Linked DNA regions of Mus musculus: regions 2, 3 and 4 are each linked to region 1. Evidence: chromatin loops called from intact Hi-C (ENCODE). Cell type or tissue: gastrocnemius. All regions are shown on one strand. Region 1 overlaps Tmem131l (transmembrane 131 like). Region 2 has its middle 54 kb from the start of Trim2. Region 3 overlaps Mnd1 (meiotic nuclear divisions 1). Region 4 holds the start of Mnd1 (meiotic nuclear divisions 1).

Region 1 (8,000 bases):
GCTAAAATCCATTCCTCACGACTTTAAGAACAGGCTTTTAAGATAAACCTTCTATTAAGAAACTGAAGGAAAACTTTAAAATCAGATTCAGTCTTCTGGCAAGGCATGGAAGTTGAAGGCTATAGACCCATATCAGTTGCCCATGAGTTCATAGACAAAGAATTTGAAGTCCTTCCTTATTTTGTCTTGGCCAGAGAGCTTCTCCAGGCCTGTGTGCAGCTGGGGAACCTTTGGCGTTTACGTCCAGGGCTCCCTCTCACTGTATTGTGTGTGGCTTTCCCAGGGTCTCTGTGCTGACAAATGTTTCCATCCTAAGGTTCTCTTGTTATTACAAGATTCCTCAGGAATATCAGAGCATCAACCTTACATGCACTGAAACTGGAAGACATGTTCCCCCTGCTCTCTAGACACCCATTCTAAGCATAATTGTTCCCAGTGTCCTGCATTGTCTACGACAGTAGGAGGATGGACACAGCACATTGGGTTCTTGGGTTGTTTCAAGCCCAAGACCTTTGCGCATACTGCTTGCTGGGCAGGTATGCCTGTTGGTCGTGAGGCTCATAGGGTGCTGCGGAGTTGAGAGTAGCCGCCTATCAAGGAACAGGCATCCGTGGGCATAGCAGGATTGCTTTCGTGCTCTACCACTTTGTGGGTCTGTTTATTTCTTGTGTCTTGTTCATGATGCTCAACTGAATTATGTCCAGACTCTGCAGAGTCCCTAGGCTGAGATGTGGGGTGCGCTAGCCTTCCGTCACTTCTCACTGTTGACCCTGGAGGCTTCAGACCTATTTCTTGAGGTTTCCCTTCTGTGCTGCCTGCTTGCAGCAGAAGAGCTACCCTCAGCAGATTCCTGAGGGGTGCAAGAGCCCAGATTAGGGAGCCATCAGCCTTGTGCTCTGTTTCTTCTTGGAGCAAACTCTTTACATTGCAGGGGAAGTGCTTTGCTTCCAGTGTTTTTGGCTTTGACCACTCCCACTATGAGCTAGGCTCTCAGCTCTTTTTCACTTAAAATAGCCAGTAAGTATGTTTGCTGCATAAGCTGGAGGAACTGAGGTCAAATCCCCAGCATCACAAATGGTTGTAACCCTCTGCTGTACCAAGATGGAGACAGGCAGATGGCTTGCTGACAGCCGGCATAGCTCTAGATACAGTGTGTGACTGTCTCAGAGGAATAAGGTGGGGTGACAGGACAGGCACCTGCTGTCTACCTCTGGTTCTCACACATGTGCCCCAGGCCAGCACACACGCATGCCCACCCCCAACTTTTAAACAAACTGAAAGGAAGAGGAGAGAATGACTTCGAGTGGTGTTTCCAGCCTGTGAACACTTGGTTCCCAGCATGCTGAGCCCTGTCAAGGCAAAAGCAGTGTATTCTGGTGAGCCAGCGTGGAAGGACAAAACAGAGTTGTTAACCTTGTGTTGGCCAGGGAGCAAAGACTGGAGAAACAGCTAGCGGAGCCAGAAACCCCTTCAAGTGGGAAGGCCAAATTGTTTGCATAATGGGGCCACTTGCATTTGGGTAGATCCACCTCATTACCTAGAGGTTACCTCACTCTAGATTGCTTGCATTTGTCCTTCAAGGTTTCTGGCAAGTATGCTGGGTGAGGGGGGGGGGCATGTGGTTATCATCCCCCCACCTTTGGGCTTTGAACTGATTGTTACATTAGATGAAAAGAATTTAAAGTATTTTAGGAACAACATATTTCCCTTAGAAACTGAAGGAGTGAGGAAGAGGAGTCCCTCCTCACAGCTGCAGTGTGGGAGAGCCACTTTCCACAAACATCCAAATTATTGTGGAACTAAACTAAGGAAGTGTGTTAATTGTGAGTGAATACATAGAAGTAAACTGCCCCTCTCCCCTCCTCTGTGCCCAGTAGTTTGCACATGTGTCTCACTCTAGCCAGAGTGAATTCAGTAACTCTCTCCTAAGGATGGAGGTAGGGTCTTAACAGTAACGAGGGGATGGCTGGGGTTTGGTTTTGAAATGATAAGGATTAACCCTCTTTCTTGAGAACAAAACAAAAAACTAAGTCCAAGCAGCTCTTCATTTGTTCATATGTTTTGTGAGTGTATCTGGAAATATAAGTAAGTTTTTTGTTTGTTTGTTTTTGTTTTTTTCCTCTTCCTCCATGGGAGGGCAGAAGGTAGTGATGAGGATTGAAACAGAATTACTGTTTAATACCAGGGAGACGCAGCCATGCTGCCCTTCCTGATAACTGAGCTGAGCTGTCATCAAACATTGAACGACGGCTGTAGCATCTGAGAGTGCGCAAAGGTCAGGGCCCAGGTTAGCTCTCATGTTGTCCAAGGCCATGGCTGTGCAGACTTAGTTGTTACAGCCTCATGTGTTTGGGCTGCCAGCTGGACTATCCCATGGCCTGTCCAGAGCTTGTGTTCCTACTGATAGGGCATGCTGACATAAAAGATTTAGCATCTGAGGCTGTGAAAAGCAGCTAAGAAGAATAGGTTGTAAAGTTGGGGCTTTTCATTGGAAACCTAGTTTCAAGTACTTTGTTCATGTGGTCTGGGTGATTCTGCGGACTCTCCTGGGGATTCTGTGGACTGACTCTCATCTGGTGCCTGGCTGTTGTTGATACAAGTCATCAAAATGACTTAGGGCTTCACCACTTTATTTCCTATTTCATCACACAGTCTCAGAACTTCACACGTTGTTCTTAAATGTCTTAGCCAGTGGAAGGAGATGACTTCTCAGATCCCAGCTCCCAGTTCCGTATTCTCCTTTTACCACAAACCACCAGGCTCTATACAAAAGTAGCTTAAAGCATTTCTGCTTTCTTGAGTGCTGTATCTTGAAATGGCTTTTAAAATCTTACGTCTGTGCTGCCAAAGTTCTATGTACCTAGGAAGAATAAGCTCTGCTAATTCTGGTTTACAAAAATAACTTCTCCCACTAGCTGGCTGGCCCTAGGACCTTTGATAAGTCACTGGCCCTCCACGCTACATTTCCTCCATGTCTAAAAGCGATAATATTACCATTCTTTAAGTAAAGACTTAATATATGTTATACTCTAGGTTATTAAAGTAAAATGGCACGTTTCAAACATATAGAATTGGTTGGTTAGTTGGTTGGTTGGTTTTCTCAATTGCTCAGGCACTCTGGGGTAGGAGGGGACAGTCTTCCTGTTTTGCTTGCTCTTTTGGGTTCTTTCAGTGGAATTTGCAGTATTTTCATTGTTGTTCCAGATAGTTTGTATTTTGGTAAAAGTTTCTCTGTTAAAGTTAAGATTGTGAGAAAGAGCTGTCAACTTTTCAATTTTCTTTTGACAAATCCACACAGTTCACAGGCAGTGTAGACATACTCCAGCTCCCCCTTGTGGGGTTCTGAAATATAATCTATCAGAAGGAAATTACAGTTTGAGTCTCCCTAAATCATAACTTATAAAATTAATAGTACTCTAAAGATTGAAAAATCTTGAGCCCCAACAGGACACCACAAACGTGATAGTTCAATATACACAAATGTTTTTCATTGGCAGAATTACTTTAAAAATGTATGACCAACCAAAGAAAACAAATGGTGGGACTCATGGCTCTAGCTGCATATGTAGCAGAGGATGGCCTAGTCGGTCATCAATGGGAGGAGAGGCCCTTGGTCCTGTGAAGGCTCTGTGCCCCAGCATAGGCAAATGCCAGGGCTAGGAAGCAGGAGTGGGTGGGTTGGTGAGCAGGAGGAGGGGGGATGGGATAGGGGGTTTTCAGAGGGGAAACCAGGAAAGGGGATAACATTTGAAATGTAAATAAAGAAAATATCTAATACAAAAATAATTTGTGAAATTATGTCCAGGCTATATGTATAAAGCATTTAAGACATAAGTGAATTTTGTATTTAGACACAAGTCCCACCCTTAAAAGAGCTAATGGTATGTGAGAGAGAATATTCCAGAGTTAAACATTTCCTTTTTTAAGCCCCTAGAATAGAGAAGCACAGAATCTTGAGTGGTTTCTTTATGTTATGCTTTTACTGAGCACACAAATCTTGCTTAATTTGGCAGATTATAAAAATCATCTATGTGAAAACTTACCAAGAATAACAACATCAGCTTGTAAATCATATGAGGTCACTGTGTTCTTAATTATGTTTAAATTGTCATTCTGAACGCTCAACATTATTTATCCATTCAGAGAAAAGTTAGAGGGAAGGAAACTATTTTAACCAAAAACCTAGTTCCAAGCAGCTCTTCATCTGTGCACATGTTTTCCCAGTTGTGTGGTGTCTGTGGACTGCACACCCTCTGTCAGTTCGCCAGCCATATATCAACTCCCTCCTTAGGCAGAACATGGAGTTGAGTGCTTATGATCTACTGAAGAAGGTAGACCTGACCAAATTGTTACCGTGCAAGTGAGGAACGTTAGAAAGAGTTAGGTAGCAGGTGTCCCTGTGTAGTGATGGGTGGCTGCTCAGGTATGGCTTCTGAGGGTATTTACGCTGAGGCAAATTAGATAGCAAGTAGGGGATGGTGGTAGGCAGGCTAGCAAGTGGGTTCACTCTACAGGAACAGCAGTTTCAAAGATACCAACTAGAGCAGTGTAGCCAGTGTGGACATGGGGGCCTTGATCTTGCAGTTCTCTTGCCTCCACCTCCACATGGTAGGTGCCGGCCATCGTGTCTGGCTTGTGAACTCACCCTTTGTGGAGGGAGAGTGGAGTGGAAAGGGTACAGGGAGGAAGTTAGCACACCGCAAGTTTCTCTCTCAATTACTGTGGCTAGTGTAGTTATTTATTTAGGCTCTGTACTCAGCGAGGCTGGCACTCAGCATCAATATGGTGCAGAGCTGACAAAGTGCAGAAAGTAAAGTGCCCAGCTGTGTTCCAGGAAAGCCTCATTCGCAGAAACAGGCAGAAGACTGGAGTTAGGCTGGGGACACGGTTCACCATCCTAGAGCTGCATGGTTTGGGGGGATGGAGGAGGCCAGTGTAACTGGCTATAATGGAGGCTCAGACGGTGAAGTGAAGTGGACTTCTCAGGTGTGAATAATGCCAGGGCTGCTGGTGGTGCTAAGATGATGAGTGGTTTAGGACCTCCATGTGCAGCAAGGTGCCCAGCTTGTTGCAGAGCTCCCTTGGGTGGAGGACGAAAGTGTAAGAAACGCAGCACCCAGATCAACCATGACTGATGGTCGGGAGACAGAAGCAGGGAAATAGAGAGAAGCAGGCTGTTTCATGTCTTTGGTGCAGGGATTTGTTCATAGTTTTACTTTGAGAGGTTGTTTGGAGTTTGTATTGGGAGTATGGATACCCATGTACTCTTGGCTGAAGAGTGATTCTTCTCTCTCTGGTCCATATCTTGAATGAGAAATGGTCTCTGTCTATACAGTGCTACTGTGTATCGCATGCGCAGCTTCAGGAGGGCGCACGGAGGGAGAACAGACTCCTTAACCATTCACCAGCCAGATCACAATGGCCCTTGAAGATCAGTGGGGCAGATGTAGCCAGCAGGCTGCCCTGGCAACCTCATAGCACTGCTCTGCTTTAGACAGAGTAGAATATTATTTACTAGCAGTAATTTTGTAAGTCTTTGTTGGATTTCACGTATATGCTCAAGGCATCTTGAATACTTTGTACTATACTTAAACATGTAATATACTTTATTATTTTTTTCTGCACTTCAGTTGGTATGAATGAGAACCAAAGTAATTCATTTTAGTACTGAGGGATGAATCAGTGGGTCCAGGTCCCTAAATATCAAAAATCCTCTGCTTTCCCTTTGAGTCATAGCCTGATCCCTAAAATGCATCCTTAGGTTTAGGGAAGTGATTCTGCTTAGCCGTGGCTCGCCTGGCATCAGGTACTCATACATAGTTAAGCAAGCTTTCCCAGTGCTCAGACTCTGGCTCCTGGGCTGAATATGTTTCTTTTGTAATGACTGTGACAGAGACCTTGTGCAGGAGAATCTGCCAAAGGCCATGTTTCTGAGATTTGTGTGCTGTGCTAACTTCACTGTCTCCTCTTATGTATGCAGCCCCACCCCAACCTGGACGATGGTATCCCTCCTTGATTGGGTTGTTCTCGTCTTCTCCTTGAAGTTCTATGAAAGATGGCTGAGATCTTTGAACTTGACAGAGTCCTGCATTCTTTCCTTATACTTCTGTCTTCCATCCATAGCCCTTTCATGTGTTAAAAATGGCAGGCAGTTGACATTTGGACATCTGTTTTTGAAGTTTCTGTCAGAGTCCACGTCATGGCTTCTAGTGGTCATTGAATTGAAAGAAGGTATACATTGAAAAGCAAAACAAGCAAGCAAACAATCCAGGAAGTTGATTGGGTATAATAGTGCATACTTGTAATCTTAGCATTTAGGCCTATGAGGCAGGATGATCTTATGGACACTCGGCTGTACTGTGAGACCTGGTTTCAAAAATCAAACCAGGCTGGGGCTGGAGTGTTGTGAATGGGCCTGGTGCTGTTTGTATTTTGATGCTAATTCTGTTCTCCTAGGAGGGGTTGCAGACAAGGAGTGAGTCATATACTCAGGTGACTTCTTGTGAACCAACCCCCTACTGAATAAAGGAGCCAATCACTGAGCGAGTAGGAGGGACTTCTGGGTTGGACAGAGGAAGAGAGAAACAGGAGAGAGTTAGTTCTTTTTGGATGGGGATAGCTTGAACAAAATGTAGCTACAAGTGTCTCCTGGTTTCAATGGCAGATCAGTCAGGATTTGACACCTGGATTTGGATTTAAAACAAGGCTTATGAGATTAGGATTTCATTGTTGCACCCAGCTATTAAGTTACGATTGTTCCTGAATTAAGTTTGTATGGTGTTTTGCTTCACACAGCAGTTTTTCTTGGTTCAAGAGAGAAAGGTATGGCTGGCAAAGTGTGGGTTTGCCTGATGTGCAACACAAAGGCCGTGGGGGATTTGAAGCATGGGGCTGGCATGTTAGTGACTGGCCAGTGAGAACCTAGCAAGCAGGGTGGAGAGATTTTGGAGCTCTGAGTCAGAGCGTGACTGCTGGGGCTAAGAGTAGCAGGGTGTAGCATAGGAACTTGCTGTTCCTTTTAATATTTCTTGCAACACTGGAGAGATGGCTTGATGGCTAAGAATACTTGTTGCTCTTGCAGAGTACCTCATTTTGGTTTCCAGCACTCTTGCACGGAGGCCCACAATGGCCTGTAACTCCAGTTTCAAAGAATCTATTGCCCTCTTCTGACCTTCTCAGACACTAGTACACACACACACACACACACACCTTTAAAAAAAGCAAAAAATAGTCAATAGGTTATTAATGGGTAACCCCACTTTAAAATAAAAGTGTAGTTCTTTGTTTTTAACCAAATACTAAACACACCCAAGACAGTATACATGGGATATACATACTCTTGCTTCCTGCCTTACTAGGAACTTTCATTCCTTCCTTGAGAGTGTACGCCTACTGACAACAGAATATATTTCCAGTACAGCATAGCATGCAGCAGTCAGTAGCTGTTTGGAACTCACTGTATGAATGACTCGCTCTTAGGACTGGATGATGCTTGGGGCCTCCACCTAAGTTTCCTTCCTTCTATCTTTTAGGCAGAGACCACTAATACCAGCCTGCTGCGGGTGCAACTGGAATGCAGTTTACATAATAAAGTGTGTCAGCAATTGAAGGTATAACAATATTTAGCAGATCTCAGTTTTCTTTCCTGCCTCTTAAAAATCAAAATGAAAACTGCAGTGTATTCTCATCCTCAATAGGCTCTTGCCTCGACTGTTTTCTTTTCTCCAGCAATATGCAGTCTTAGAGCTCAGATGATTTTTGTTTTGTTCTGTTTTGTTTTGTTTTTGAGTTTTTCTCCTTTCCCCACGCCTCCCATTTCAGAGTTGCTCTCTGGGATCTGATGATGCGCTACACTTGGAGATGAACATCATTGTAGCAGTGGAAAACTCCTCCAAGCAACCTGAAGAGAACACTCAAGCCCTGCTAGATCACCTCTCTATTGTCTATGTAGCTACTGATGAGTCTGACACCTCAGGTGAGGTGGGGCTTTACAGTTTCTG
Region 2 (8,000 bases), 370 kb before region 1:
TAATCTTAGGCATGTGCCTGAGGAAACTGGAAGAGGGCATCAGATCCCCTGCAACTAGAGCTACTGGTGGTTTTGAACTATCATGTGCGTGCAGGAAACTGAACCTGTATCCTCTGTAAGAGCAACGAGTGCTTAACTGCTGAGCCATTTTTCCAGGCTCTAGCAAGCTCCTTGTCACAATATGTCTGATTTCACCCAGGATTCCTGATCCTGGTTCCTGGCTGGAGCGTTTTCATCTTTGTGTTCTTGGTTCTGGTGTGATACTTTGAATACAGTAGAGGCTTAATGAGTATGTGCTAGGCTGCCAGCTGTAGATCATGGTAGGGACAACAGGGGGTGAGTGACTGATATGTCCTAGGCCTTATACACACTCTCCTGTACTTGCCACAGTCTTCAGTGGCATGCCCACGGTTGCTCCCACATTTCAACAAGGGTCCTTTCTATTATGACCCACAGTGAGAATGAAGCAACTTCATATTTAAATCTGACCTGTGGTTTCTACCCAGCCTTTGACAATTTAAATAAAATGACAATAAAAGATGCACACAGCCTTTATATTTACAATAAGCCTTACACGGCACAAGAGCTGGGCAGATGCCTACCCTCTATGCCATTAGAATCTACTTTCCTATATATTATTTACTGTGCTTCATCTGGGCTGCTCTAAATCCAGTTGGCCAGCCCTCAGGGCCACACTGTTATGGCTCACCTGACCCATGGAGGCTTCTCTTCCTCCTCAACCTTCTTTCTCATGGTTCCCCTCCAACCTCTGAGCCTTGGAATTCTAAACCTCACCTATCTCTCTTCTGGCTATTGGCATTTTTATCTACCAATCAGAAATAACTTGGGGACAGGGCCACAGGTCTACGTGCAGACTCCAAGTCTTGAGAGGCCACACTTAGCACTACAACAGACAGGAAGACCAAACCTCAACAACTCTCAGCTGATCCTTGGAGAAATAACTTGTGTGTTTTATCCTATGTGGATCGGGAGTATACAAACTTGAGGAGTGGGGTGGGATTTAGGGGCAAGTTTTTCTTATTGGCTCAGTTTGAGGAGATAGTGACGCTCTGTTTGCATTGGGAAGGACTCGAGGTAATTTCTTATGTGACTGACTGCCCACGGTCCTCTCAATGGGGTGTCATGGTTACATGTTCCAGAGCAGGTTCAGAAATGTATAGGGAGCGGCTCAAGTCCTGCCCATCTCAACTCTCTGAGATTCCTGGGGTCCGAGCTCACTCAACCTGACCAGTTCTTCTATCTGAGGCAGGGCCCACTTGCCCTATACAAACCAAGTCTCCTGAGCTTCCCTGCACCACAGGCGCTGCTCACCAAGTCCACGGAGAGTGATAGGACTCCGCTGGAGGTAGAGATCATACGGGTCCTTCTCCCTTTCTGCATCGTTCCCAAGGGAGGAACGGGAAGGGAGTGACCGAATTCGTCCCTATTCTGGAAAGGACTCCAACCGAGTCTGGAGTCTTGGGGTTGGGCCTGAGGCTTGCCCCACGTGACTGAGAGACTCACTTTTCTTATTTACAAAAATCAAAGGCTTAAGCTATGTGACCAGTGGCATCCATCTCTGTAACCTAAATGTCATTGAAGGTTCTGAGTGGTTCTTCTGGACCCGTTCGTTTGTGCTGTTGAGTTTATTTGCAAACCCTCTGCCATGTTCCCCAGACCCCACTCGGTGTTTCTTATCCCTCTGCGATGCCAAAGGAAGTTAAAGATCTCAGGAAGCAAGATGGGCCTTCTATCACAGTTTCCTACGCAATCTCAGCACCTCAGATCCCACAACCTGCCGGTCTATAAAGGGCCCAGGATGAAAATTCAGGAGCTATATTGTAACAAGAAGTAACTGAAGTGCTTGAAAGCTGTGCTCAGGGGAACAGCATGACTCTGCTGTGTGGGGGATGTATTGGGGTCTGTGTGTCTCAGCCTAGACTCATGGTCTAAAAGACAGGGAACCAAGACAGCCCTGCTCGGCCAGGTAGCCCGTGTGTACAGTGATGTACAGTAGGCACCCTTCCATGGGTCTCCCTCCTAATCCTGGGAAGGGGTGACTCTGCTGGGAGAGGGGAGGCAGAACCACGCTTGCCTGAGATACCTCTTCATCAGAAAGGATGCCCAAAGCACGTACCCATATGCAGGTAGCCTTTTCCCAATGCCCTGGTGTCTTTAAAGGAGACTCACTTCATTTAATACTTTAGGTTCCTTAGGCCAAGAGATACCCATGCAGATAATACTCCAGAACTCGAAAGCTCTTTAGGTAATTGCATCTAAAAATATCCTCTGGACAGGCATGCCGAATTAAATGTGTAATACAGTGAGAGCAGCCCTAAGAAACCCAGCAGCCCAGCAGCAAAGCTTTGGCAAACTGGGTGACCTGATTATTTGTCTGTTTCTGGGTCTTTATCATGTGCTATAATGCATTATCTCTGCTGACCAAAGCTGCTGTCTTCTGCTTTGGTACAAGGAGTGTGTGGGGGCTGGGGGGGGGGGTGGCACTTAGCCCCACCTAAGCTGCCTCTGGGGAGACTGGAGTACTACTGCTTGCTGCAAGAAAGAAACACAGAACTAAGACACTGTTGATAGCAGAATCTTCAAACCCAGTAAGTAAACAAGAGGCTTGAGTTTCCTGGCATGAGAGTGCTCCTCTTGGGAGATCTTGCTGTCTTTGCATTACTGGGTGTTTGCTGTTTCTTAAAAGATGGACCGTGAAAGCCATCTGATTAAACTTGGGTGGGGCTACTTGAGTGGATGAGGTGTGTCTTCATTGGTAAACAAAAATAAACTTTAAAAAAGGAAGCCGGGCCCCGTGCCGGGACAAGCTAGGGTGGAATCTCCATCAAACAGGATTTGTGTCAGGCTCAAGCTGGCCCTCTGCCTGCCATTCTGGGAAGAAATTCATGCAGATTGGAGTGCTGAGTCTTCAGACATCAGGGTGGAATCCCCATGCCAGGCATACAGTATCTTTGAAACAAGTAACCATATGCTTTCAAGTATCTGACTTCATTTTATATTCAGCTCACTTGCATGCAGGCATGCACACGCTGGGGTTGACTGAGCACGTCTGTGGCAGGCTGCAGCCGGATCATGAAGATAGGGGAGGCAGCGCTTGAATGTTAAGTTTCTTTTGAGTTTTGTGACTATACTTCTCTCTGCTCAGTTTGGACCGCTGAGTTAGCTGCTTTTGTTCTTGGCTGCTACACTGTGGCCAGATGATTTTTTTGAGCATCCTGGAGAACTAGTGCCCTCTTGTGGACAATGCACTAATCTCAGATTCAGTACATGTCAGATTTCCTAAAGGGCCTTATATTTAAATATTCTTGGCAGAGAACACAGAAGGAAGTTTGATGTTCTCTGAACGCAGAGAACAAACTTTTATGTTAAGAAAAATGACTTGATTTGGAACTTTGGGTCAGGGAGTCTATTACTTAATAGTGTTTCCTAAGAAGTTATAGCTTTATATTATAGTCCACCCCCCAACCCCGTGTGTGTGTGTGTGTGTGTGTGTGTGTGTGTGTGTGTGTGTGTGTGTGTGTGTGTTGGATGTAAAGCCCTTATCTGGCATGCTTTATTTGTAGCACTCAGGAGGCAGAGACAGGCTGATCTCTGAGTTTGAGGCCAGACTGGTCTACAGAGTGGATTCCAAGACAGCTAGGACTATAGAGAGAAATACTGTCTCAACAAATGGGGGGGGGGGGGAGGGGAGGGGGAGGGGAAAGGGAGGGGAGGGTGAAAAGGAGGGGAAGAGGGAGACCTTTCCATAAAGACAGCTGGCTCTTTTGAATCTCTATAGGGTAAGCACTTGCTGTAAATGCCAAGCCATACTGCTGTTTTAGGTATTCACACATGTTACAAAACACCCCAGGCAATCTCCTTCACAGCCCTAACAGCTCCTGGTCAAAGATGAAGTGTGTCTCTCACAGTCTTCCCAGAGGGAACGCCTCAGGAGCGAGGCTCCATGTTAAGTGTTGGACACTTAGTAAGGACCTGGTAGGTGTCTGCTCTCCTCAGGTTTATTGGTGACCTTTTCAGCTCGCAGGTCACCAGACCCAACAGTCACCATGCTAAGTTCTTGGCTGGACTCTAGAAGTGGATAAGAGTGGCGGGAAGCAAATGAGGTCGCAGAGTCTGGTTCACTGTAAGAGACAACCTAGAAATCCCCCAATGTAGGATGCTGCGAGTAATCACACAGCAAGTGCGCCGAGCAACATCACTAGTAAAGAGCTAGAGACCCCTCTCCTGCCAGGGTCGTCTTCAAGCTGCCACTTTCCTCTGGCAGGGGTCTCTCCTGACGCAGACTGCAGGCCACTTCCTTGTTTCTCGATCATTTTGTCGCCCGCATGTGCAAGCCTTATCTATAGTTCAGCTTGTACCACTCCATTTCGTGTAACTTCACACTGTATCTTTCCAGTTGGTTCCTTTCCAGCCCTGCCCTTTCTGTGTTTTGTTTTGTTTTGTTTTGTTTTGTTTTGTTTTGTTTTGTTTTAAAACTGTGATTTGGACCCAGGGCCACACACATGTTAGGAAAGTACTGTACCACCCCGGTATATCTCCGATCCCTCTGTCACTTTTTATTCTGAGACAGGGTCTCTCCAAGTTGCCCAAGAAGGTCTTAGAAATTCCTTAAAGAACCCAGAGAACAACTCAGTGACCCACAGGGGTCACTGGTCAGTTTCTTAGTGTCTTGGTCTTCCTCCGTATTTCATCATTTCCTGCACCTCAGGGGTTGGAACAGATGCATGCTTGATCCCTATACAGGACACTAGATGGCGCCATATCCTTCCACTCGTAGCACATCAAGCTAATTGTCTCTGAAGCCATCAACTGTTGATGCTGGAAGGCTAGATTCATTATTTATTCCCGGGAGGTCTTCAGAACGGTGATATCTGAATTTCGCCATTTGGTGTTTGAGGATATATCTTGGTAATGGTTCATTCATCTAGCATGTGCGAGGCCCTGGGGTCAATTCCCAGCAATAGAGGGAAAAAAGTACTGACTTTAACATTTAAAAAACTCACTCCGTTAAAATTTCACTTGAGGGCTGGTGTGATGGCTCAGGGGTTAAGAACACTGACTGCTCTTCCAGAGGTCCCGAGCTCAATTCCCAGCAACCACATGGTGGCTCAAACCATCTGTAATGGGATCTGATGCCCTCTTCTGGTGTGTCTGAAGACAGCTACAGTGTACTCATATACATAAAATAAACAAATCTTTAAAAGAATTTCCAGTTGATATGCAAAAAATGGTAAAGTTGCTTGTCTTCCTGGGATCCTGTGGGCTCTCGTCCTTTATTTTCCATCATCAGTAGAATAATTATACAAAATGTCACCTCTCACATAGGATATGACTTCGCAGTGGTATGAGTCAGAAGATTCTTGCTCTTACTATGTAGTTTTCAAGAAAATGGATTCATTCCTGTGGGGGTTGGGAGTACAGACACTCCCTGTTGTGTTGGGCTTTTGCCAGTCACTGAATCTGCCTGCACACGGCTGCTCTAAACAGTAGAGCACGTGAAGGTGATGGTGGATGAAACCTACACCTGTGTCCCGTAGAGATATAGATTCTGCTTTGTGTCCTTAGAGGTGGTGCCTGGGGCTGCTTGTGAGAAATCCTGTAACCCAGACAATGCCACTTTAGAAAGCCCACCTGTGGGAAAGATGGTCAGCCATCCCAGGGAGCCTGGGCGTGAGACCTCCCACTGCAGCTCCGTGTACCATGATAAAGCAGACTGGTGAGTCCCACCCCACCATTTGCTCTTCCTGGGGCACAGGTACTGTGGCCATTCCCAGCAGGTCCCACATGAAGTTCTAAAGTGGAATTCATAACCATTTTCATTGCACACAAAATTTGGCAAGACTAGTTACAGGCAATAGTTGGCAGATACCTCCAGGTCACCCTCAGAAGATGACCCATGGGACTGTGACACTCTGAGGGGCTGCAGTTGCTGACAGGCACTCTGTATTTTAATGCTCTGTTCCTTGTTTGGTTAGTGGAGCCTCTGGAGATGGTTTCTGGATCCTTTGGATGTAACTTTGGTAGTCTTTGGTAGCTCACACATATTTGGTGTAATAGAATGGTCCAGCCTCATCTTACGCTGGGATTTAGCCAGTGGTCCAAGGATCTTGTTGTCTTTTGTGGAGAATATTATGATTTGCTTCTATATTCCTCCTCATAGACAAGATAGATAGATGCCCCGTGAATTCACACTGAGAACTGCAGCTCAACTCAGAACTCACATTTGACTTAACCTTCTTGTCCATCTGTCTGCCTGTCTGTCTGTCTGTCTGCATTCCCTTGAACACTGGAAATGACTAACTGGCAGAAGCCATCTAGGAAAGATATGGCAAGTAAGTTTCCTTGAGGTGGCCCACCATTTTGCATGGCTGTGATGCAGACACTCTGGAGAGGCACAGCCCCAGAGACTTCGTCCCAGGGTTGCTTCTTGCTGCTGATATGTCTTTCCTGACACTATTACATAGCCCAACGATTCCTGGGCATCAGCCTATCTGATTGGGCAAATTTCCTGCAGATCAACACAAAGATGAACTTTCATAAATTCATGCTGTTTAGATGAGTTAATGACTTTATAGAATTCCTGACTTGATTCAAATAATTTTAGGAAGAAAGTGTAAGGAGATGGCTTATTTGTTTTGGCAGAAAGATATAATAAAGTCAGAATGAGGAAGAACAGAGTATGCCCCTCCTCATAGAATAGTAAGTAAAAAGTGCATAATAAGGAATGCAATGAGCTTTCACAATTACACCAGGAAGAAAAATAGGCTTCAGACAGATTTATGATCAAGGAAAAGCATTCATTCTAGGTCAGGTCCAAGGATGAAGTCACGGGTGTGCACTCTGATAAAGCAAGGCCATGTGACACTGTTGTTGCTTTGAACTTATAATGAGCTTATAGAATGAAACACCGCTTTGAACTTACTATCAACATCCGACTGTAACTCCCCTTTTGTGTAACACTTTATCTATGAGGTAATTTTACAAAGAACCTTTGTCTAAGAAAGTATAAAATGGCTGAGAGAAAAAATAAAGTGTTACTGTTGGGGTTGTGCTCCATCCTCCAAATGCATATAGGTCTGTCCATCTGTCTATGTGTATGTACAATATGACTGTATGTCTTTATGAATGTATGTCTATATGTATGAACATGCATACATAACTAGGTATATGTGTATATAGGTGTGCATGTGCACTTGTGAAATTGATGAAACAGTCGGGTCCTGCCAGTGTGTGTGTGTGTGTGTGTGTGTGTGTGTGTGTGTGTGTGTGTGTCTGACTTTCTTCCTTTCTTTCTTTTCTTTTCTCTCTGGCTCAACAAAGAGTTAATGAAATCCAAGTCTCTTGCCTGGACATCTAGCAACCCTTGAACCAGTGAAGAAGTTGGAAACCAGAAAGTGATAATGTAATATAAAACAAGGGGGCCATGTTCCAGTCCCAGCAAGCAGCAGAGTTTGGCAGCTTTAGCCACATGGCTCTGGCTTCAGAATCCAGAATAAAAGGGATGACTGGGACAATTGATGATTGTTAGCTGGAGCTAAGAAATTAGTGGTAATTAAGAAGAGACCAGCATCACTGAGGTGAAATCTTCTGAGAAGTATTTTCTGAGAGCACGGAGAAGCTGCATTCCAGAGATAGCCAAGGTTGTACCTTGTGCTGTAGCTGGACTTGGTAATGTGTAAGAGTCATATGTAAGGTGATACTGGTTTTGAAGGCATGAAGGGATCATGAAGAACAGCTGAGGCTTGTTACTGTGAGGGGCCATGGAAGGCCATTGGTGAAGAGGCAGCCTCAGTTGCAATTGATGGCCCAGGACTGAAGGGGTCATGCAAAGGAATTGAAGCTTGGTACCATGAAAAGAGCTTATGAGAGGCTATTGGTGAAGCCTAGTTGCAGTGGAAGACCCCAGTGTATTGGAGATGCCAGTACCATGGGAAGATCACCAAGGACAGCAGCAGCAGCAGTGAAGTCGATCAACCTGA
Region 3 (8,000 bases), 180 kb before region 1:
AGGTTGGACTGAAGAAATGGTTTGAAACTGGCCCCTCTAAGTAGCTGTGATGCACTTGTAGTCTCATAAATTAAAGTGCTCCGGAGGCAGGAAGAGCTTCCTCTAGAGATGCTGCAAATAGCAAGGCACATGCTGTCTCATTCCTTTTGAAATTCATGTTTCGGAATTTGATACCAGAAGCAGCTATTTTAGCTCATGTGACAGTTAGAAATAACTAGATCCCTGTCACAAGTCCTTGTTGTGGTGACTCTGTGTGTAATCTGAAGAAACTCCCAAGTGAAGTGACATTTCTCTGTATCCTAAAAGTTGTAAAGAAATTGTTAGGGGGCTGGAGAGGGATGGCTCAGCAGTTAGGAACTCATTCTGTTCTTACAAACACCTGAGTTATGTTTTAGCACCCATACCTTAGCACCACCTGTAACTTTAGCTCCAGGGGGATCCAACACCTCTGACCTCCAAGGGCACCTGGGCTCAAGAGCAAATAGCCTCCCCCTAATATAATTAAAAATAAAATAATTGTTAAATGTCTAGAATGGCCTTGAAGTTAATTCTTAAAGCAATCATCCTGGTTTCATTCAGCCTTATAAAGGATGGCGGCTCTGACACATCACATGGAGGAGGCTCTGCTTGGGCAGCAAGACCTTCAGGAGGTTCTCACCTTGTCTCCATCCCCCACTTAGTCTGAGAGGGTCTATGCCCAAGTGAGGAGTGTGGCAGGATTTTGCTCCTATGCCATGTGTACAGTGTGTATATTTATCTTTCAGGGGATGTTCTATGGTAATTCCCCTTGTATTGGACATGAAGTGTAGCCAGTCTCAAAACAGAAAGTGGAACTGGCGTTGCTGAGGTCTGGGGTGGGGAGGGAGGTCTTGTTGAACAGATGAGCAGTTCTGGAGATTACAGGTCACAACAACCTGACTGCGCCTGGCAGTACTGAGTCGCACTCTTAGAAATTAAGGGTAGGAAATGTTGTATGCACTTTATTTACATTTTATAAGTCAAAGCAATATTTTAAATTTGCAATTAAAACATGTGACTTCTTAAAGATAAGAATTTAATTAGCATGGCAGCAGCTGTATAGCAGTATTCAATGGCTTCTGAGACAGGTAAGACCTAGGAAGTCGCTCCCCCAGAACTTTTATAGTTCCTTATTCGGAATCTTGTTTGGAGGCTAGGCCAGGCCAGCCTTTCTAGGAGTTGGTGTATAGGAAGCATTGCATTCTGACAAGTAAAGAACATGAAGCTGGATTTCGTTGTTACTTTTGGAGACAGTGAGAGATGTTCTCAGTTTGGAGTCTCTGCCGCTGCCAGTATTTAGAAACAGGCATGTAGAGATTTTTACAGCTAAAATCGAGTCTTCAAAGAGTAAGTCTACTTTGGGACTATGTAGATAACTAGAATTTAAAAAAAAAAAAATAAAGACAGGCACTACCTCCGTTAATTCGTTTGATGAATGTTTGGTGAATGTTTGCTGTGGCAAGCATTATGACTGATGTCATCACTGTGACGTGGCGTGGTCCACACAGTCATGAAGAGTGACTGAGGATGTTACTTATGTCCATCTAACAAAACACCTGAAATAAGTAACTTGAGGGGGAAAGGGTTTACAGTCGTTCTTCCTGTGGTCAACAGTCAACAGCAGTCACCACCACAGAGACTGTATTCACACTTCCTCTGTAGCACGAAGAAGCCTTTGTGGAGTTAGAACCACCACAGCAAGCAGTCTTTCAGGGGAGGGACTATAGCTTGCTCATCTTTTGTTGGTAGCATGTACCACAGTGACTGAGCTGCAGAGAGATCTGCGAAGTGCTGAACAAACACATTAATCACTGCGCCCCTGCCTGACTTCAGCAGAGCCTGGGCTCAGTCCTAAGTGCTGAGCACTTGGCCTAAGAGTCTTGCCCTGCCCTACAGTCCCTTTCCTTCTGCCTGATAACATATGGCAGTGAAAATGATTTCCACCAAACAGTCAGGATTATTGGAACACTGGTGTAATATTGACTTTAAAAAAAAAAAAAAAAAAAAACTTAGCTTTGGGAATGAATGTTATGTGGGAACAATTAAGTGTGTATTTTTAACTTCATCATTTCATTTTTCTACCATTTTGCCTGAATTATACTTGACAGGATTCTGAGTAACAGATGCAATGTGTTACTGAAAAGGAGGTTCTGTAATCAAAAGAATTTGGAACCCTGGGTTCACACAAGTAGCTAGTTTGAATTCTTGGAGCCTTTAAATATGCAAGTCTTCCTTATCCAGTTTCCTTGAGCTATTAGTGTTCCATGAAACACACTTTAGTAAATTCTGTCCAAGTTTATGGTGTCACTTCAGCAAATTAAGACTGTATGCACTGCCACAGAGTGCCCTCTCAAGTTTGAATTCATTCTGGTTGCCTGAGATAATCTCAGCTTGCAAATTGCATTGCAGCTTGTGTAGACCTCTGCTGGTGTCAACAGGTTCTTTTTTCCTGGTTAAATACACCTGCATGGAGTCTCTGAAGAGCCCAGCTGACATTCCTTAGCCTTAAGAACCCTCTCACCAGGCACTTAGAAACAGACAACTTGGTTAGTATATTTGTAGTGTCTGTCTTACAGGTTATGCATCTATTTTTTTCTACCCAGTTAGCTTACTTCAGATCTGTCTCTGAGAGACATTGGCAAGCAAGAATTTTCCAAGCTACAGAAGTTCACATTGCCCTGATATTTTAAAAATAGTCACATTGGCATTTTTCCAAAATAAATTTGTATATAACTCACTTAAAACCAAATACTATTAACATTCTTAAAGCATATAGCATTTTTACTTTTAATTCTTTGTATATGGGTGTGATTGGGTCAGGTCTCCTGGAGCTGGAGTTATAGGCAGCTTGGGTCTTGAGGAAGAGCAGTACAGCATCTTAATGTCTGAGATGTCTCCCTCTCCTCTCTTGCTCTATTGCTGACATTCTTATGTATGAGTAAACAAATGGGAGAAAAGGAATTCAAATTGGCTTCCATAATAGGGATTCATTATCAGAGGTAAGAATCTAGAGGTAGCCTTCTCAAGGGTGGCTAATTGCACTACACTTTATCTAGACTGCCTTTGACATTTGACTTTCCCTGTTTGGTTCTAAGTACTTACTGAGACTCCTAAGTCCTCTCTCAACAGTGCCCAGAAAATAGACTTCCCATCCCCTCCCACCCCACCCCTCTCTTTGTCTCTGTCTCTCCCTCTCTTCCTCTTCCTCCCTGTTCATCCCCACTCCACCCCCCCCCCCCCGAATCTTTTATATAAGAGGAAAATGTCAGCATGCCCCTTTGCCCAGGCAGGCGTCTGTTTCGGTCTCATTGGCAGAGTCTGAGTTGACAGGCTTATACTGAAAGATTGTTCTGGGAGCATCCTGTTCTTTCAGAGCACATTACCACTCTAGACTGAACAGAAATTGGAGCTCTGTTAATAGTGAAAGGCTTTGTAGGAGCAACTAAGAGATTCTGCCAAATAACATCCATATGTATTTAAAGCCTTTTAAGCCGGGCATCCTAGCTGCTCGGAAGGCTGAGGTAGGAGGGTATTTAGAGGCCACCCTGGACAATGCAGCAAGCCTCTGTCCCTCCACCTCAAATGAAGATGTGCTTTTAAGTTGAATATTATTTCTATCTCTTGTTGTGTCAGATACCAAAGAGTTAAATACTGTTTGCAGAGATAGGGTGACTGGAATATTAGAGATGGGAGAAGGAAATATGCATGTATTTTATTGATAAACAATTTGAAATAATTGAAAAACAGTCAATGGTTAAAGCTGTTGAAATGCATGCATTTGATGCTAGTTTTAAGTTGTCAGAGATTTAGAAAAAAAAGTTTACCATTTGCTTTGCTCTTGTGTGCTTTGCTCTTCAGGCTAGGCTTCCAGACTTCCCTAGAAATTACTCTTCTTTGCCGTCGGAGCTTCATGGTGTGGTTGAAAAGGGTGACCCTGTACTAGTTATCGAATTCCATAGTCCCTGCTCCAAACACTATTCTGTGTTTCCCAGGAGATACAGGCTTGTGAGCATCATTCTAGACAAATATAAATCAACCAGTCTGGAAAAGACCCAGTCCACAATAGCCAGACCTTAATGCCCTGCCACCAGGTGGTGGCAGAGTGTCAAAAACCATGCATGCCATTAAAAACCCTCATTTCAGTTTGTTTGCAATATTTGCCCCAAAAGGCCATCAGTATTTTATAAATTTTAGTATTTACATTCTAGTAGCAACTCCAGCTGCTCTGTATTTTATAGCCATTTCATAAAAATTAACCCTGTCAGCTGCATTTGTGTTTAAAGTGAGCTTTTGACTCAGGGCATGCATGGTTCAGACTTAATGATTTCACTTGATCACATTCAGATACAGAGTCTATCAGTTCCCTAGTATTTATATTGATTTATAACCATGACTTGCCTACATTATAATTTTTTTCTAACCAACTTAATTTTAGACTAGATATAAAACAGTCTCAACTTTGAAATTTGCTGATTTTCATATTTTCAAGGCTATACATTTACATGTTGACTAACCTTTAACACTTCAAGATACTTCAGTGGTAGTCTCACTGGCATCATTGCCTGTCATCTAGTAGCACCCAAACCAAATTTAAATCTTAACAAACAAATGAAGAAAAGTACAACACACTTCCTAGGACAATGGGGCAGCATACACTTTGAGGATGCCCATTGTAAAAACGTCAGTTTGTGTCTGTCTAGCTAATTGATGATGACCAATAGCCGCTTGATTTTTATCAATAATTTTTAGTTCATGTAATAAGGAAACCAATAAAGGACTAAAAATATAGTTGAGTGGAGATACCAGCAATTGACAGTGGCCTGTCGCTGCTTGCAGTATCATCACTAAGCTTTTCTTTCTTAGTAAGTAAGATTTGTGCCTGTCAGAAAACTGAACAAATACAATGTTGCTGTAGTTGAACATTGGTGTTGCTAGGAATAGACAAGAGAGTAAGGCTGTGTGGAGAAGCCTAAATGGAACGCATGTGAGGGTTGGATGTGAACACTGTCTCCACAGAATTATCAGCAGATCTCTGTACACACCTGCGATGTGCATGACCACTCACAGACAGCATGAGCAATACATAATACATAAGTATTTAACAATGAAAAACACGTATGGGTTGAGGGTATAGCTAGCTTTAGATTGCATATTTAGCATACTTAAGGGTCTAGGTTCAATTCTCAGCACTACAAGGAAAAAACTTGATTCATAAAAATGTGAAGATTTATTAAATATCAATAACTGAAATCAGTCCAAGGGGTTGGGTGGCTCAGGGTATAAGGCACTTGCCATCTATTCATAAGGACCTGAGTTCAAATCTCCAGAACACATGAAAAACTGGATGAGATAGCACATAACTGTGATCCCCAAATACCCACAGCACTGATAGGCAGAGGCTGTCCCTGGAAGCTCCTGGACATCTGCCCAGCAGATGCAGAAGTAAACAAAGAGGCCCTGTCTCCAGGTGGAAGGTGGTAAGTGCTACAGCATAGATGATCCTTGAGACATTCTAAGTAAAATAAGCCACTCCCAGACTCTCTAACATACCCAGGGTCATAGGATCAGAGATGCCCTGAGCAGAACTTGGGCGCTAACTCACACAGTCAGTCCCAGAACACCCAGAAGAAGCTCCACTCCCAGGGGCTCTAACACACCCAGGACCACAGGATCACAGGTTCCTAGGATCCCAGGAGCTTGGTCACACCAGGGCCTAACAGAAACAGAAACTAAACAGAGACACCGTGAAACTAACAGAAGTTTTGAACAAATGGATCTAACAGATGTTTATAGAACATTTCCTCCTAAAGCAAAAGAATATACCTTCTTCTCAGAACCTCATGGTACGTTCTCCAAAATTGACCATATAATTGGTCATAAAACAGGCCTCAACAGATACAAGAAGATTGAAATAATCCCATGCACCCTGTCAGATCACCATGGGCTAAGGCTGGTCTTAAATACCAACAAAAACAACGGAAAGCACACATACACATGGAAGCTGAAAATCCCTCTGCTCAATAATAACTTGGTCAAGGAAGAAGTAAAGAAAGAAATTAAAGGCTTTTTAGAATTTAATGAAAATGAAGACACATCATACCCAAACTTATAGGACACAAAGCAGTGGTAAGAGGAAAACTCATCGCTCTAAGTGCCTCCAAAAAGAAACTGAAGAGAGCTTACACTAACAACTTGACAGCACACCTGAAAGCTCTAGAACAAAAAGAAGCAAATTCACCCTAGAGGAGTAGAAGGCAGAAAATAATCATACTCAGAGCTGAAATCAACCAAGTGGAAACAAAAAGAACTATACAAAGAATCAACCAAACCAGGAGCTGGTTCTTTGAGAAAATCAGTAAGATAGATAAACCCTTAGCCAGACTAACAAGAAGGCACAGAGGCAGTATCCAAATTAACGAAATCAGAAAAGAAAAGGGACACATAACAATGATATATATCTTAAAATAAGTAATCTATTTGTTAGATATTTATAGCTGAAAATATTAAAATCATGTTCTGCAAACATCATGGAAATATTATTGGTAATTTTTTCTCACTGTGCTTGAAATTTTCTTAATGTTTAACTTCAAAGAGTTTTTGCTATTTTGAAATTTTCTTAATGTTTAACTTCAAAGAGTTTTTGCTATTTTGAAATTTTTAAAATATACTTACTGATAAAATAATTTCTCTCTTAGAAACACTGGTAATCTTTTTAAAGTAAATTTATTGTTAGACAATGTACACAGATATATAATGCATTTTAAATACTCTTACTATGTCAGGTGGTATCATATAAGGGCTTTTGAATATATTTCTTTTTTTTAATTTTTTTAAAATTTTTTTATTTTTTTGAGACAGGGTTTCTCTATGTAGCCCTGGCTGTCCTGGAACTCACTCTGTAGACCAGGCTGGCCTCGAACTCAGAAATCCACCTGTCTCTGCCTCCCAAGTGCTGGGATTAAAGATGTGTACCACCACTGCCCGGCTTGAATATATTTCTTAATGATTCATTTTTAATATTTTATGTTCTTTTACTATGTTTAATTCCCAAAGAATATTTTGTATGTTTTGAAACAACTTAGTATTCAACATTAGATATAGGAGCCTCAGTTATGGATAATATTAAATATTCACTAATGATATTTTTAGGGTGTGAAAGGATATGAATATAAAGGTTGAACAAATTTTTATGTATTATTTGATTCTCAAAATACTCAATATGATTAATATGTTTGATGTATAACATGCACTTAAATAATAAAAAAATTAAGAAAAAAGAATATTATTCACTGATGAAAAGAAATTAGTTGTCATAAACCATAGGACAGTTTGGAATTCAGAGGGATTTCAGTGCATATTGCTAAGTAAAAGAAGCCAGGCTAGGGGGAAGAAGGAGGAATGACTAAATAGAGCAAGGAGAATTTTGACCAGTGAAACTATTCTATGTGAGACTGGAATGGTGGGTGTGTTTCCTAAAACCCCCAGAGTGCACAACAGCAGTGTTGGATCCTAATGTGCCCTGGACTTCAGTGATAGTCATGTCAGTGTAGGCTCATAAATTGTGAGAAATGCACCGTTTCACGTAAGATTTTGGTAGTGAGGAGGCTGTGGATATGTAGGCTTAGAATGTGTGAGAAAACTCACTGTGAACCTAAAACTACTCTGAAAAACAAAGCTGTTTTTAAAATAACATAGACACATTAGACTTGGTGGTGCATGCCCTTAAACCCAGCAGTCAGAGGCAGGTGCATCTCTAAGTTTGTATATATTTATATTTACACACATTTGAAATTTATCTGAACATAGTGGATTATGAAGCATTGTGCAGAGGTCCATCTGGTTTACGTTTTGAAATGTTACCTTTGTTGGTCTGTGTGAATGTAAAACCATACTGTGCGCTTATTAGGAAGGGATGCAGTGGGACTGTTGTATTTTCTGTGTGTATTTTCATGTCTAGGGACAGGGCAGCCTGCAGTGTGCTC
Region 4 (8,000 bases), 210 kb before region 1:
GATCAGTGAACTTACCCAAGAGCTGCCTCTCAATAAACCTACCTGCCTTTATACTTCTGATTCAGCTTTAATTGGTTATTTTTGTTGTTGGAGAAATCAATTATGTACCATGACCAGAAGAATGCCCAGATATTATTCTACTTGCTAGAGGATAGCAAAAGCCCTAAGTTCATTCCAGCACTTAAACCAACAACAATAACATCGACTCCCTATTCTATGGGCTTGAGATAAATGAATACAACGTCAGCTACGTGATCTATGGGGTCTGGTGTGAATTGAAAACACTGGGCCCCTTTTTCGTAGAAAGGGGCCTGGAGAAACAGTGTCTTAAATAGGGTTGCTATTGTAACAACACCACCACAGCAATTCTTGTATTGTTTTTAGTTTTTGGGTTTTTTTTCAAGACAGGGTTTCTCTGTGTAGCTCTGGCTGTCCTGGAACTCACTCTATAGACCAGGCTGGCCTCGAACTCAGAAATCCACCTGCCTCTACCTCCCAAGTACTGGGATTAAAGTCATGTACCACCACTGCTCAGTGGCAATTCTTGTGAAGGAAAATATTTAACTGGGTCTGGCTTACAGTTTCAGAGGTTTATAGTACACTCTCATCATGGCAGACATAGTGCTGGAGAAGAAGCTGAGAGTTCTACATCTTGAGCTGGAGGCAGCAGGAAAAGACTATGTGTCACACTAGATGTAGCTTGAACATGTATGAGACTTCAAAGCCCACCTCCATAGTGACACACTTCCTCCAACAAGACCACATCCACAAAATAGTGCAACTCCCTATGGGCCAAGCATTCAGTCACAGGGTTGATGGGAGCCATACCTATTCACTCCACCACTTACAGCTCAGTAAAGGGCTTGCTTTGTTGGTGTGAAGACCTGAATTCCATCCCGAAAATGTATATGAAGTGTTGGACATGGTGGTGTGTTTGTGACCGCAGCCCTGGGGAAGTAGAGTCAAAGAGACCCTGGATCTTGCTTCCAGGAGATTCTAGACTACTAGGGGTGCTAGAAGCTAGAGTGGGAGAAGCCTAGTAGACTCTGGAGTCACTGGGGTCCCAGTCCCCCCAGCCACTGTTCCACTAGCATGGCAACATTCTTCCAGCACCACCAGCTGCTGAGTGGTTGGAAGCCATCATTGACAGGTGACATCCTGGGGATTGGGGACACCAGGTAAACAAGAGTAAGTGTGTGGGCATGCTAGCTGTCAGAATGATCGGGAACAAAATCAGACCCACCCACATAGGGGACAAGAACACCACTGAGAAGAGAAAGGAAACATCACTCCGTCTGAGAACTGGCTGGGGCCTGTTTGGCTGAAATATGACAGACTGCCAGATTGTAGCCTGCTAGTTAGCTCTGAAGGTTCCCCATCTTTGACAAGATGATACCTCTCATCTTCTGCAGATGAAACTCTTGCTTTTAAAGTAGTTAACTGTTCAGCTATTCCCTCCCACGGCATACAAGACTCAGAGCTCACAGTCTGAAAGGTTGGGGAAAGATGTTTGTGGCTCATTCATAAGAGTTTGTATTTTAAGTAGCTAGGAATGATTCCAGTTCCTTTAAAGCATGGATTTAAAAGGTATTTGCGAGATGATTATAAAGCAAACTGCTTGCCTTCTAGAGACAAGGTTCCCCGGCTAACCCACCCTGCTGAGCACACAGCACTCAGATTGTTTCTTTCCATAAGCCCACACGCCTCTAGGGACTGACACAGCTCATTTTACTTCTCAGCTGGTCTGTTCACCGTACAACAGAAGCTCTAATTGGTTGACTTTTTGCTCAAGTATTTGACTGACTCTGTGCTTTGACCTCAGTCTTTAAAACACATAAATTATGTGCATAGATGAGCAACCAACCACACTTCACCATCACCTGGGAACTTTCAGTAAAGATTTCAGGTCTAATATAGGTTGACCAAAAAGAAAATGACTAAAATTGCTTGCATTTGTATAGTTGTTACTTGATTGGATAAACTTATTTTTATTGTAATAATAATAATAACATAGGAAGAGGAGGAGGGGGAAGGGAGAGAGAGAGAGAGAGAGAGAGAGAGAGAGAGAGAGAGAGAGAGAGAGAGAGAGAGACTTGCTGTCAGGAAGCCCTGTCCTGAAAACCTAGGATTGAAAAAAAAACTTAAAAAAGTAACTGTGATAAAGAGCAAATTAAGAACTCTAGAAAAGCGTTAATAAAGTGGATGTGATGAAAACTCTGTGTCACATAATTGACAGGAACATCTCTGCTATATGCCTGTTGTCAGGGTATGAGCATGGCAAGCAGGTTTGGATACATACTCACCCCCATCCCCGACTATTGCTCTCCTTTGTAAATGCTTTGGATGATTTTTGCTAATCACGTTTATCCTATCTTATAAAATAAAGGTTTTAGTGAAACTTTGAGAGACAGATTCACTAGTAGTTGCAAGAAATAATTTAGAAAGCTCCCACATACTCTTTATTAAGGTCTGACAGTCAGCAGCACTAGAATATTTACGTTTCATTTGTAATGCAGAACACCTGCACTACTCTGTACACTCTCACCGCTCTGTATCAGAGGACTTTTTAAGGCTAGAGGTTGGTGCTCGCCTTTAATCCCAGCATTTAGGGAGCAGCAGCAAGCAAATCACTGAGTTCGAGGCCAGCTTGGTTTACAGAGAGAGCTCCAGGGCAGCCAAGGCTACACGGAGAAACCTTGTCCCAAAAAAGCCAAATAATAAAATTAAATAAGACAAAAATAAAATAAAATAGAAAAAGAATTTCTTTTCTAAATGTACTCGTTTCTTGCAGCCAAAGCCCCATATTTTTTTTTTTAAGCTAAAAGAACACACTTAAAAGCGAAGACTCAAAAGTTGCCTTTTAAAAAGAAAACTAAAAGCTACATTGAACACTTAAGTAGTAAGCAACTCTGCAACCCCAGAGGCACGGGAAGGGAACAGAAGCCTTCCCTGCTCCAGCTCCCACGCCAGGCCCCAACTTTTCCTTTCTGCCTACAGGCTGCCCAACCCAGACTGGTCCATCTGGTCTCAGTCCGGCCCTGCCCATCTCAGGCTCCTCCCCTACTGGACCTGCCCATTATTTCAGGCCGCGCCCCTCACCGCCCTGCCCATCTTCTCAAGCCCCGCCCAGGCTCGGCTCCTCCCTCGGGTCCCGCAGTCCTACCAGGGCCGCCAGGGGTCGTTGCATCTCCCCTGCACTTCCTCCGGTCCTTCCCACCCCACGCGGTTGTTGGCGCCAGACTCAAACAGGGAGGCCGCCTCGCGCAGCATGGTAAGAGCGAGGCTCCGACGCGCGCACCTCTGGGCTTCGGGGCCGCGGCAGCAGGGGTTGTGCCTGGCCAGGCCTTGTGAGGTTGGCCCCGCGCCCACTGCTGCGCCCGAGCCCTGATGGCGGCCTGCGCCGCCCTGGTTCCGAACCGGAGCGTTCTAGAACCGAATCCAGAAGCCCCGCAAGTTGGACCGATCCGCGGCTCCCGACCGAGAACCCCAGGGCGCACGCGCTGCGGAGTTGGCCACTGAAGTGTTCAGTGCCCTTCGGTTCTCCTGGAATTAGAACCCGGGGCCTTTTACTTGCTTGGCACGGCGCTCCCCTTTTTCAGCTGCACCCCACCACTGTACTTAGTATGCTAACAGGAGCCGCCCAGATCACTCCGCCTTTAGATCATGGCAGTGACACCCCCACCCCACCCCGCACCCCCGCCTTTAAGGGCAGGGTAGGACGCCCCACCCCCCACCCCAGCCTCCCCCACCCCCCACCCCACCCTGCTCTCTGCGGGCCAATCCTGGTTTACTACCAATCGCCGTTGTCTATTCGGACTTAATGACTCTCTGCCCTTTGGATCGTTTTTTTTTTTCAACTACCTTCAAAGTTTTGTGTCATTCTTTCCACTTTTGGCGACAGAGTATCAACGAGTCGCTAGAGTGACCCCAGATTTTAATATCTTAATTTAGTTAATTTTGGTCGTCACACAGGGTGGACAAGGATCAGGTCGTTGGGCATTTATTTGAAAAAAAAAAAATTGCCCAGCTGTAATTATAACTGATAACGGCTTCTTTGTGGTTAAACTAACAGACGGGCCACCTGGGCATGCAATGGCCCAAGGAGCCCAGGACCAGATTCAAAACAACAGTGTTACCAGTGTTTGGTGTTATCATGTTTCTCTTTGTAGAATTTAAGTACCCGACTAAAAGGAACTAGGAATTATTGATGTGCCGGCCTCACCCTCTTATTTAACCCTCTTTATAGGGCAGTTGCCTACTGCCAAAGGGATTTAATGGCTCTTAACTCTTCACGCAGGTATTGCTATTAGTTTTATATATGAGCAGGAAAAAGTTCACTGTTAGTCTGGTCAAAGTTAAACTTTTGACCTCTTTCCGAATGTGAATTACTATTTCGATTTGGCTTGCTTTGGCAGGTAAACAATTACAAACGTAGGCCTGTAATCCCCAGATGGCTTTGCGTCTCCTTCATAATCTGAAGGCATCTGTGTTTTACCACAAGGAAATACCCCTCCCCAGTTTTGAGGACTTTCTTTTCTTTTTCTTTTCTTTTTCTTTTCTTTTTTTTTTTTTTTTTTTTTTTTTGGTTTTTTCGAGACAGGGTTTCTCTGTATAGCTCTGGCTGTCCTGGAACTCACTCTGTAGACCAGGCTGGCTTTGAACTCAGATCCGCCTGCCTCTGCCTCCCTAGTGCTGGGATTAAAGGCGTGTGCCACCACCGCCTGGCGTTCTTTTTCTTTCTTGCTGAAGTCTCTAATGTCAGTATGATGTCCATTTTACATTAGTTGTTTTAAATCTGACCTTGGATGTTTCCAACTGTGATTAGTAAGAACTCCTAAAAGGCACAGGGATAAATCATGCTGGAAGTCATGCTCCAATTCAGCTGCGTTTATATGATGTTTATATTGTGGTAGTAAGAGCGTTCCGAAACTGAGCTCCCCGGGACATTAGAGTCTCCTTGTTGCTTGCCTCTGGGGGATTGTAAAGAACTTTCCAGAAACTGTTTATAATACCAAAATATTAGGATTTGTCACCCCAGATGTGGGCTCTGTTTTCTCCTGATTTAGCCACATGATTAAGTCCTAATGTAGGGAGCTGAGCAAGCCTTGAATGAGTGAAGACCCCAGTGAACCTGTGTTGTTGACATGCATGGCCTCATCAGAGACACCCCCCCCCCCCCAGCTCCAGGCTTAGAGAGGTGGCTATGTTTCCCCCAGAAGAGGAGTGCGAGTTTTGACAGTCTGTGTGGAAAATGTTCACTAGCTTTGCTCCCTTGCGCACGTTTATGGCCTGAAGACCACTCACTCCCCTAGAGAGACTGCTCCTTGGTTACCAAGATTAGTTAAACCTGCCTCTGTGTTCAGATGTATGTAATAACCCTGCCTCCATGTTTATCTGTATGTAAGGCCCCACTGTAAGAAGTACCCTGCCTCTCTGTTCAACTTTACAATGCACGTACTGAGCTGCAGTGCTGCAGGTTTTCCATCCAAGAGCCCAGACCACCCAATCCCAGCTTTCTGCTCTGCTTTTCCTTCATTCCCTCACTGCTCCTGTCAGGCCCAAGTCCCTGGAACCATTTAGGGCAAAGGCACTGTACCCTAAAGAGATTTCCATTTCTTTCACAGAACCCCTGATGTCCTTGGTAATCTAGTGAGAAAAGCAAGTTAAACAGTGGAGGATACTTTTTAAATGTACACACCCAGGTCCGTCACTAGCACTGCAGTGTAGTTTACACAGGGTGCCCGAGGCAGTAGCCTTTCTGAAATTCTTAGGTGAGTATATATATGGTAGCTTGCTCTCACTGGTGAGGGAGGCTTAGCTGAGGAGTCTTGCTGGGTGTGATCTTCATGATTGGCTCAGCTACTGTAAGAGAGCAGTGTGGGAAGGCTTATAGAACCCTCGTGGATTCTAGCTCTGAACCTGAGGTTTAGACCGCAGTTCTTCGGAGCTTCCTGGAGCCTGGGTACCCTCTTGGAGAGAGCATTTTGCTTTCTCTCTGCAAGCAAGATGATGGCCGTGGGCTTTCCTGCTACTTAACTCACCCTGGGTTGTATAATTAGGAGTGTTGTGGGCTTTGAAGCTTGAGCAGCTTAGAGTTGGCAGTTTTACTGGTTGTGGTCCTGAAGTTGAGGGCTGGCTTCTATGTCAACTCTATCTAACCAGCTTGCTAAGTCCTAAGAAGGCAAAGGAAAGTGGATATTCTGAATTTTCTCAGTCTGCTGAGAGAGTGCAGTAAATGATACAATGCAAATGTGTCTTGGGAACACACACTCAGCCTGTGAGCTCAGCAGAGGGAAGCTGGTGGAGAGAATGCACAAATTATGCTTCAGGGGAACTTTCAGAGTATTGAGTGTGCAGAGGAGAAATTTTTTTAGGTAGAGGAATAATTTTATCATCATCATCACCACCATCACCCAAATTACATAGTTTTTCACCTTGTTATGGTAAATTTGGGGGTGGGATCTACTTTAAATAGTAGGTTGGGGTCAGGTGATAGAGGGCCTTCTACATCCTATTAGGATGCTTGATATGAGGATTGGAACCATCAGAGGTTTTAAGGAGCTGCACAGTCCACTTCTGTTAGAGGATGAGACAAAAGTGTGTTTAGGCAGCTGAGGACAGTCGCAGGTGATAGCCAATGAGGGCTTGAATCCAGGCAGAGGTAATGGAGTTGGCCAGGCAGGACATATTAGAGAATAGTTAGGAACCAGTGTTGACAGAACTTGGTAATTGGGAAAAAGATGAAGGCACCTAGGATGGCTGCCAGGTCTTTGGCATAAGTAAAGAGCGTATCTGAGACCTGAGATGTCGAATAGCAGGTTTGGAGTGTGTGTAGGAGAGAAAGAATTCAGTTTGGATCTGTTGAGTTTGAAGTCTGTCCAGCAGGCAGGTAGCTACATGAGATGGGAGTTCAGGAGCATATTTAGGGCCAGATATAAAGATCTGTGGGCTCATCGCAAGTGTTAATTAAAACTAAAGAAGATGAGATCAAAGAAGAGATTTGAGGAGAGGAAGGGCTGAGTAGTGGCTGTGTCCCAGGGGGACAGATAGGGGAGGGTGGGAGATGTGAGCGTGGAGGCTGCCTCCTTATGCACGCGCTCATCAAGAACCATCTTGGTGCTGTGGGATGAGTTAGCTTCTAGTGTTGCCAGAAGAAAGGGCCATTTTGGAGACTGATGCTTTCTTACCGAGTTTTTGGTTGGACAGAATCAGTCTTTATCTTCTTTTATCTTACATCTTAATAAACAGTTTATTTTTTTGTGATTTGTTGAGTAGCAGTTTCCTCCACGATTAAAACTTTGCATCTTGGAAAAACTCTTTAAGATATAGGATATGGAAAGGGACTTGAAACAGAAGAGTGTGGGAGATGGTCTGAGGCAGTGGCTCTCAGCCTTGCCAGTCAATGCTGTGACCCTTTAATATAGTTCCTCATATTGTGGCGACCCCTAACCAAGTGATTTTCATAGCTACTTCATAAATGTAATTTTGCTATTGTTACGAGTCATGTAAAGATATGCTTTCTGATGGTCTTAGGTAACCCCTGTGATGAAAGGGCCATTTGACAAACGCTGGTCTAATGAGCCATGGAACACTCAATACTGAGAGAAAGCTCATTGAATTGAGACAGGAAGTAAACTACCCAAAAGAGCTTTAGGAAGTCCCTGAAACTGAGCGAGGCACGGCCCTCCCATAGAGTATATAAGCAGTAGAGACTGCTGAGAGTCACTCTGTGATGAGCCTGAAAGAGCAAGACCAGTGGAGCAGCCTGAAGAACCAAAGGCCAGCCGAGCAGCCTGGGAGAGAGAGGCTCACACTGACTGAGCTGGGAAAGGACACTGCTGAGGTGCTGCAAGGTGTACGTTGTGCTCCAGATTTGCAGCCTTTTGAGCGGCCATGTATGCTAGGGTAGGCTTTGGTGATGCAGCTGTCTTTGTCATTTCTGCTCCTGTAAGTCCTTCCCCGTATTCCAGTAAGTAACCCAACAAAACTCATGAATTCAC

What was found. Peaks named below come from ENCODE experiments on the same cell type or tissue, not always from the same donor. Only the 100,000 strongest peaks of a DNase experiment are listed, where the experiment ranks them.
Region 2: a loop joins it to region 1, with 2.1 times the contacts of the local background. A loop is called at or near these places in 21 of 42 quality-filtered maps.
Region 3: it touches region 1 in a loop (12-fold over the local background); 24 of 42 quality-filtered maps call a loop at or near these places.
Region 4: a loop joins it to region 1, with 3 times the contacts of the local background. A loop is called at or near these places in 16 of 42 quality-filtered maps.

Annotation. Positions count from the first base shown.
Region 1 is chr3:83,942,362-83,950,361 of GRCm38, reverse strand. It overlaps Tmem131l (transmembrane 131 like), which reads left to right. Exons shown (of 35, transcript NM_172681.4): 8 at 7,533-7,610; 9 at 7,822-7,975. Among named protein-coding and RNA genes, the nearest start is that of Tmem131l, 94 kb to the left of the region's middle. In gastrocnemius, a CTCF peak has its summit at 3,337 (motif pointing left); no DNase peak of the experiment used is centred here; H3K27ac peaks cover 1,553 bases.
Region 2 is chr3:84,309,972-84,317,971 of GRCm38, reverse strand. No RefSeq gene overlaps it. Among named protein-coding and RNA genes, the nearest start is that of Trim2, 54 kb to the right of the region's middle. In gastrocnemius, CTCF peaks have their summits at 3,253 (motif pointing left) and 4,768 (motif pointing right); DNase peaks (open chromatin) are centred at 2,906, 3,207, 4,766 and 5,702; H3K4me3 peaks cover 552 bases; H3K27ac peaks cover 370 bases.
Region 3 is chr3:84,119,765-84,127,764 of GRCm38, reverse strand. All of the region lies in intron 4 of Mnd1 (meiotic nuclear divisions 1), which reads left to right. Among named protein-coding and RNA genes, the nearest start is that of Mnd1, 32 kb to the left of the region's middle. In gastrocnemius, a CTCF peak has its summit at 4,112 (motif pointing right); a DNase peak (open chromatin) is centred at 4,100; H3K27ac peaks cover 1,141 bases.
Region 4 is chr3:84,150,933-84,158,932 of GRCm38, reverse strand. Mnd1 (meiotic nuclear divisions 1) reads left to right here and starts at 3,147. Exons shown (of 8, transcript NM_029797.3): 1 at 3,147-3,271. The coding sequence starts at 3,269. In gastrocnemius, a CTCF peak has its summit at 3,172 (motif pointing right); a DNase peak (open chromatin) is centred at 3,147; H3K4me3 peaks cover 1,551 bases; H3K27ac peaks cover 993 bases.